Linked DNA regions of Homo sapiens: regions 1 and 2 are each linked to region 3. A link is an interaction called in ENCODE POLR2A ChIA-PET data of the cell type or tissue named here. Cell type or tissue: OCI-LY7. All regions are shown on one strand.

What was found. Peaks named below come from ENCODE experiments on the same cell type or tissue, not always from the same donor. Only the 100,000 strongest peaks of a DNase experiment are listed, where the experiment ranks them.
Region 1: POLR2A ChIA-PET joins it to region 3 with 5 read pairs; 1 of 35 experiments calls an interaction of 5 or more read pairs at or near these places.
Region 2: POLR2A ChIA-PET joins it to region 3 with 6 read pairs; 2 of 35 experiments call an interaction of 5 or more read pairs at or near these places.

What each region holds. Positions count from the first base shown.
Region 1 is chr5:80,226,175-80,228,674 of GRCh38, forward strand. The region is part of intron 1 of SERINC5 (serine incorporator 5); the gene reads right to left. Among named protein-coding and RNA genes, the nearest start is that of SERINC5, 29 kb to the right of the region's middle. In OCI-LY7, no CTCF peak of the experiment used is centred here; a DNase peak (open chromatin) is centred at 1,257; H3K4me3 peaks cover 416 bases; H3K27ac peaks cover 748 bases.
Region 2 is chr5:78,289,776-78,292,275 of GRCh38, forward strand. All of the region lies in intron 1 of AP3B1 (adaptor related protein complex 3 subunit beta 1), which reads right to left. Among named protein-coding and RNA genes, the nearest start is that of AP3B1, 3.7 kb to the right of the region's middle. In OCI-LY7, CTCF peaks have their summits at 1,433 and 1,679; no DNase peak of the experiment used is centred here.
Region 3 is chr5:78,757,247-78,759,746 of GRCh38, forward strand. The region is part of intron 3 of LOC124900191 (a long non-coding RNA gene); the gene reads right to left. Among named protein-coding and RNA genes, the nearest start is that of LHFPL2, 110 kb to the left of the region's middle. RefSeq lists an enhancer at 432-481. In OCI-LY7, no CTCF peak of the experiment used is centred here; a DNase peak (open chromatin) is centred at 1,425; H3K4me3 peaks cover 755 bases; H3K27ac peaks cover 1,474 bases.

The DNA.
Region 1 (2,500 bases), 1.5 Mb after region 3:
AGACTCCCAAGTAGCTGGAGTACAGGTGCACACTATGATGCCTGGCTAATTTTTTGTATTTTTTAGTAGAGACGGGGTTTTGCCATGTTACAGGCATGAGCCACTGCATCCGGCCAAAAATAACCCTTTGATAGAAGTATCACAATCTCCATTTGACAGATGAGGAAATCTGAGTCTCAGAGGTTAACCGACTTTCCAGAAGCCACTTTGGGATAAACCAAAATCCTGATCTCTGATTCCAGAGCCCAACAGGATTCCAAAACCAGTTTTCCTTCACCAGATCTCAGGATATCTGGAATATACTGTTTTGACCCCTCCTCCACCTACTCCCCTATAGAAACATAAAATCAAGAGAGACCCTAAAACAGGTGCATGCACCTACAGCAGTCAGAAGAGCCCACTGGATGCTGCCCCTTGTGAGGGCTAGTCCTGACCTTGAGATGTGCCATTCCCAATGCTTTCTGCGAGAACACAGCACAGCCTTGGGCATCCCACCACCGTTCCGAAAGCCATTCTTCATTCTTCTTGTAATTTGTGGCAGTGATACTAATAATAATTTTTTTAAATAATAGGAAATTGCATTGTGCATTTTCTAGGTGCCAGGTAGGGTCCTCAGTTCTTAGCATGGATTTACTTCATCCTCACAATAATCCCATGAAGTAAATACTCATATTGCCATTTTTCACAAGTAAGAGGATTATAATTTAAATTTTTGGCATAATATGCCCTACTTTTTTTGAGATGGAGTCTGGCTCTGTTGCCCAGAGCTGGAGTGCAGTGGCATGATCTCAGTTCACTGCAACCTCCACCTCCCGGGTTCAAACAATTCTCCTGTCTCAGCATCCTGAGTAGCTGGGATTATAGGTGCCCCCCACCACGCCCGGCTAATTTTTGTATTTTTTGTAGGGACAAGGTTTCACCATGTTGGCCAGGCTGGTCTTGAACTCCTGACCTAAGGTGATCCACCCACCTCAGCCTCCCAAAGTGCTGGGATTACAGGCATGAGCCACTGCGCCTGGCCTATGCCCTACTTTTATAATCAGAAAAAATTTTATAAGCTATACTGACTGAAAAATGAGGAAAAGACAAAATAAGTAGAGAAAACATAAAGGAAGAAAAGAGAGAAAAAGGAAAAACGAATTCCATTTTTTTCACAAATGAGAAAACTGAGGTCTCTCCTAAGGTCGAGATAGGAACTCAGTCAGCCAGGCCCTAAACTCTTTCCTGTGCTGCTATGGTGCCGTCTCTAGAGCAGAGCTGTCTCTAGAGAGTCACAGCACACCTCATAATAAAACTGTGTTTACAGCCGGGAGCAGCGGCTCACACCTCTAATCCTAGCTCTTTGGGAGACCCAGGCGGGTGGATCACTTGAAGCCAGGAGTTTGAGACCAGCCTGGACAACATGGTGAAACCCCGTCTCTACTAAAAATACAAAAAAAAAAAAAGAATCGCATGTGTAGATGTTTATTTTTAAATTGACTACCTGATTTTTGCAGTCAATCATTTGAAAGTTAAAAATTCAAAAACTAGCCAGGGTGGGGGCGAACACCTGCGGTCCCAGCTACTCAGGAGGCTGAGGCATGAGAATCGCTTGAACCCGGAAAGCAGAGGTTGCAGTGAGCCAAGATAGTGCCACTGCACTCCAACCTGGACGACAGAGTGAGACCCTGACTTACAAAAAAGAAAAAACCTGTGTTTACACAAGGTAAGAAGGTTTAAAAGTTTCTAGCAATTATTCTGGACTTTGGTTAAAAGTACAGACACTTGGCCTGCATGGTGGCTCACATCTGTAATCCCAGCACTTTGAGAGGCCAAGGTGGGTGGATCACTTGAGCCCAAGAATTCGAGACCAGCCTGGGCAACATGGCAAAACCCCATCTCTACAAATAATATGAAAAAAAAAAAAAATTAGCCAGGCATGGTAGCATGCACCTGTAGTCTCAGCTGCCCAGGAGACTGAGATGGGAGGATCACCAGAGCCTGTGAGGTCAAGAAGGCTACAGTGAGCTATGATTTCGGCACTACACTCCAGCCTGGGCAGCAGAGTGAGTGAGGGAGGGAGGGAGGGAGGGAAAGGAGGGAGGGAAGGAAAGGAGGGAGGGAGGGAGGGAGGGAAAGGAGGGAGGGAGGGAGGGGGAGAGGAGGAAGGAAGGAAGGAAAGAAAAAATGTATAGACACTCAGCATAAAACAGAGTGAAAACTGAGTTTGGCACTTGTAGTATGTATAAAATTTGAATCACAATCCAAATCTTTCATCATTGCCTTTCTCTTTCAACTATTAAGAATTTTTTTTTTGTTTAAGAAAGGGTCTCATTCTGTTGCCCACACTGGAGCGCAGTGGTCCAACCATAGCTCTTTGGAGCCTTGAACTCCTTGCCTCAAATGATCCTCCTGCCTCAGCCTCGCAAGTACTTAGGACTACAGGCACATGCCACCATGCCCTGCTAGTTTTTTTATTTTATTTTTTGTTTGCTATACTCCCCAGGCTGGTCTTAAACTC
Region 2 (2,500 bases), 470 kb before region 3:
GTTTTGTCCAAACTGCCTTCTCGTCTAACAAGAAAAGTCTTCCCTGGGTGATTTCATCCATTCCCATACTTTACTACCTACTATTCATAATTGTGATGTCTAAATATCCATCTCATTTGAACATGCTTTTTCTTTTGCAAATCTTCTGGTTTCTACATACTCTGCCTAAAGAATCCATCTTTCCTCCCCCTGGCAAAAACCTCAGGCTTTAAGATCTAAAGTGTCACTACCTCAGTGAAGTCTTCACCAACTTTCCCAAATAGCGTTAGTTAATATCCTAGTTTAGAAATCACTTTGAAGTACACCATCTCATGAGATCCTCACAAAAGAGGCAAGTATTATCACATCCCGTCTAGAAATGAGGAAACTGAGGTTTGAAGAGATCAGCAACTTGAACAAGGAAGCACTACTACAAATGGAAAACATCAACTTAAATCCAGGTCTTCTAACTCTGGGCCCAGTGTTTTTTGTTTTTTCTTCCCATTTTCATTTATAGAGACAAGGTCTCACTATGTTGCCCAGGCTGGTCTGGAACTCCTGGGTTCAAGCAATCCTCCTGCCTGGGCCTCCCAAAATGCTAAGATTACAGGCAGGGGCCACCATTCCCAGCCTCAGTCTTCCTTCTAATACACCAAGATGCTCTCAAAGGAAAAGAGATTTACAAATTTAGTAGCTTTACTATTGTAATTAAGAAAAATTAATTAGTCTTGTCTGTTTCTAGAAATTAATTCCTAATTAAATGTTTAATCCAGTAACAGAATTATTAAAATTATTTTTAATTATAGGCACACATACCCAAATTGGTTAAAAGAAGTTTTTTTTTAAATGAAGAAAAACAACTTAGAAAAAAACAGAAAATAAAAGTTGAGAATATTTTAAAAAGAAGGAAGGGGCCAAGCACAGTGGTACACGCCTCCAATTCCAGCACCTTGGGAGGATGAGGCAGGCGGATTGCTTGAGCCTAGGAGTTCAAGACTAGCCTGGGCAACATGGCAAGACCCCATCTCTACAATAAATACAAAAATTAGCTGGGCATGGTAGCATGCACCTGTAGTCCCAGCTACTCGGAAGCCTGAGGTGGGAAGGATCACTTGAGCCCAGATGGTTGAGGCTGCAGTGAGCCATGATCACACCACTGCACTCCAGCCTAGGCAACAGAGTAAGACATGTCTCAAAAAATAAAAAATAAGAGTACAAAAATAAGTTCTTTACATTTTAAATAAAGAAATTGAAAATCTTGAAGCCAATAATCTAATACACAGGCCTTTTTAGCCAATAAATTAGGTATAGGATCTACTTTCATAAAGCCATCTAATTCTGCTTCTGTTTGAAGAGAGGAGAAGATAAATAATATTGATAAATAAGATTAAATTCAGAAAACAAAAATTGCCGATAATACTATGACTAGGAAGTACCTAGGCATCATTGAGATGGTTAGTGAAGGATCAGTGAACACAGAGCTCTAGGCCAAGAAGCCAAAGAGCAGAACAGCAGAGGGAGTTGCAGCTGAAACATTACCATTTTGCAGCCATTGTGGAAAAGACAGGTTCAGGAGATTGATCAATGGTTGTTAAATGTAGAAGTGGTCCATTTAAAAAAGAGCAAGACATCTGCATGGTCTCAGTGTCTCCCCACAGATAATTTGAAAAAAAAAAAAAAAAAAACAGAAATGACACCACAGAGAAACTGGACAACCCTGTGACTAGGAAAATTAACATCATGAAGATGGACAACCTATGCCTCCAAATGTAATAGTTCAAGAAGCATGCATCACCTATGGTAGTATCCCAGCCAAGGATACATAACCTGAATCTAAACATGAGGAAACACCAGCAAACCCAAAAACTGATTAACATAAAATAAAATAATAGGCTTTGCAATCCTTAGATATGTCAAATTCATGAAAGACAAAAAAGGCTAAGGAACTATCCCAGATTAAAGAAGATTAAAGAGACATGGCAACTAAATTAAATATATTATCTTGGACTGGAAACTGTACTTGAGGAAAAAAATGCTTGGGAAAAAAAACACTTTATTGGAACAAAGGATAAAATTAGATTAATTTCCTGAATACATCAACACTGTAGTTGCGTAAGAGAATATCTTTGTTCTTAAAAATTACACATTAAGATTTTCATTGTAAAAGAACATGATGTGTACAACTGAGTCTCCAATGGTTCAGAAGACATAATAACATGAATACGTATATGTGCCTGAATATGCATGGGGAGAGTGAGTGGCAGAGAGAGTAAGCAAGCAATGTAGCATTTTTTTTTTAATTGGTAAATCTGCAAAAGGGTAGCTCTCTGTGTCATTGTTGCAACTTTTTTGTAAACTTGAAACTATTTCATCAGAGTAAACCATTAAAAACCAGAGGTGAGGAATAGGGTAAGCTTTAAGTTTTTTATATAAACTTTGTCATTCGATTTTTTAAAAGGCAAGTAATATTACGGTTTTATAAATGAGAAAATGTGGACTCAAGAGAGATTTAATGACCACT
Region 3 (2,500 bases):
GCGATTTACATCTTTTCAGGTTGTGTTTACAGAAAGGAACATCTCCAAGCTAATTTTTACCAGAGCTTCTCTTCTCTGCCTCCCATGAGACCAAGTGTTTGCCAGAAGCCGAGTCATCACTCTGACAACATGACGGTGCCCCTACCCTGCATGTGTTTCTTTTCTTCCAAAACCAATAGAAAAAAACCCCAAAACCTATGTTCACATGTGGTTTTCATGAAAGGAAAGAGTTGTTGACACCATCCAGATGGGGACTGGGAGGCGCTGGTTTCCAGCCTGAAGCTGGGTAGGGCTCTGGGTGAGCGGGATTAGGAGACTCTGATATACTTGGGATGACTCATATCCACTGGGGGCTTAGGAGATGTAAAATAAGCCTGTGCTAGATTTTGCTGTGAAACTCATGATACAAAGGCACATCTCCAACACACCATGGCATTCAGAAGGGCTTCTTTAAGGAGACATCTTCAGAAGGAAAAAGAGCAAATTAGAACTTCAGTGTTTTTGGAGAAGACTCCCGGCTACCTCACCTGTTGCATAAGGCCTTGTGGCCAGCCCGGGAGTTATAGACGATGAGAGTTACTGGTTGTTTTCTAGAGAGGCACAGTCTAGTCTTGTGGAGGGGCTGAGAGGTGCTCTCTGAAACAGCCAGACCAAGAAGGCTGGGGATGTGTGTCCATCATGCTGGGGGTGAATTAGCACCAAGGATCAAGACTGAAGAAGTCCAATTCTGTGTTCAGTACACTTCACATGGAGCCTGGGATAAGGTGAAATAACCTGCTGGGTTGGCCCTTGAGATGGATGGAAAGTGAAAGAAGGGATAGGAGGTAATCAGGAGTGTCCAGGACAATTGTCCTGGACAATTTCCTCGATCGGAAATGGTACCCGTGCTTTTATTTTATTCGTTGCTCAGTGCATAATGAATCTGTTTGGTTGAAATGAAAGGATAGCATCTAGGAAAACAGCTGCCTTCAAAACAAAAGTGATTTTGCTTTCTGGAGCTGCCCTATCAGCAAAGGCAGTTTCACCTTCACCTTGGGGTCAAAAAGATTTGCCTCTTGAATGCATGAGTCAAACCTAAACTGTGTCGGATTTTTTAAACCTATGACCTTTAACCACATTGTTGATTCACAATGTCAAAAAGCTTCATTCTTCTTTTGGACTGGAAAGTTTAAACATACTTAGCACAAAGTTGAATCCTGGGTCCACATTTTTAAAAAAATTACCTTTCTAGTTCAGCTAGAAGAACCTCATTTTAACAGAGCACTGTTTGAAAGACTGCATAAATTATGACCAACAATAACAAACCTTTTTAAACAAACACATTAGAATGTATAACCAAAATACATGTGAGTTTTAGTCACATGATGCTATTATTACTCAAATTATTTTCAAAGTTCCTCTTTCAGAGTGGCCTTGAAGACAACTTGAACAGAAGCAGAAAAATGTCACCTGACTTGATAGTCACAGGTTTGCTTCCTTGATCTCATCCAATTTTCTGCCTTTCACATTCTTTTTGCAACTTTAACCTTGCCCTTCTCCCCTCTTTCACTTCATGAACTAATAACCATGGGACTCCCCCGCCCAACCCTTTAAATATATTGTAATGATGCTACCTGGGAATGGAAAAGTCCAGGAGAAAGACTATGGGGCCAACAACAGCTGGGAATCAGAGAGCCCCATGGTGTATGGGGCGTAACACCCAATATTCCTTTGGGTATTAAGTGCATATAAGAAACATAAGAGGAGGCTGGGCGTGGTGACTCATGCCTCTAATCTCAGCACTTTGGTAGGCCGAGGCGGGTGGATCATGAGGTCAAGAGATCGAGACCATCCTGGCCAACATAGTGAAACCCTGTCTCTACCAAAAATACAAAAATTAGCTGGGTGTGGTGGCACGAGCCTGTAGTCTCAGCTACTTGGGAGGCTGAGGCAGGAGAATTGCTTGAATCCAGGGGGCAGAGATTGCAGTGAGCCAAGATCGTGCCACTGCACTCCAGCCTGGGAGACAGAGTGAGACTCCGTCTCAAAATAAATAAATAAATAAATAAATAAATAAATAAATAAATAAATAAATAAATGAATGTAAGAGGATAACTGATCAAGTGTTCTCTACACAAATCACCACCAGTTGAACCCCCATTAAGGCAGGTAATAGTCCTTGGCTATAGACAAGAGTTGGTACCATGCGCCTAATGTAGGTCTGGATTTGGTTAACATCCTTTTGTGCAACAGGTCAGAGAAGGACTGATAACCAGAACACTGGCAGGCTGTGCTGGAACTGCTTGTTGCTGGATGGCAGGGACATTTGAGGCACAGAGATAAGAAGGGAAAGAACCAACTGTTGCGCGGATTCCCTCAATGGCAGCAGCTGTGTCTTAGTCTGTTTGTGCTGCTAGAACAACATACCTGAGACTGGGTAATTTATAAAGAACAGAAATGTATTTTCACAGTTTTGGAGGTTGAATGTTCAAAATCTAGATGCCAGCAGGTTCGGTGTCTG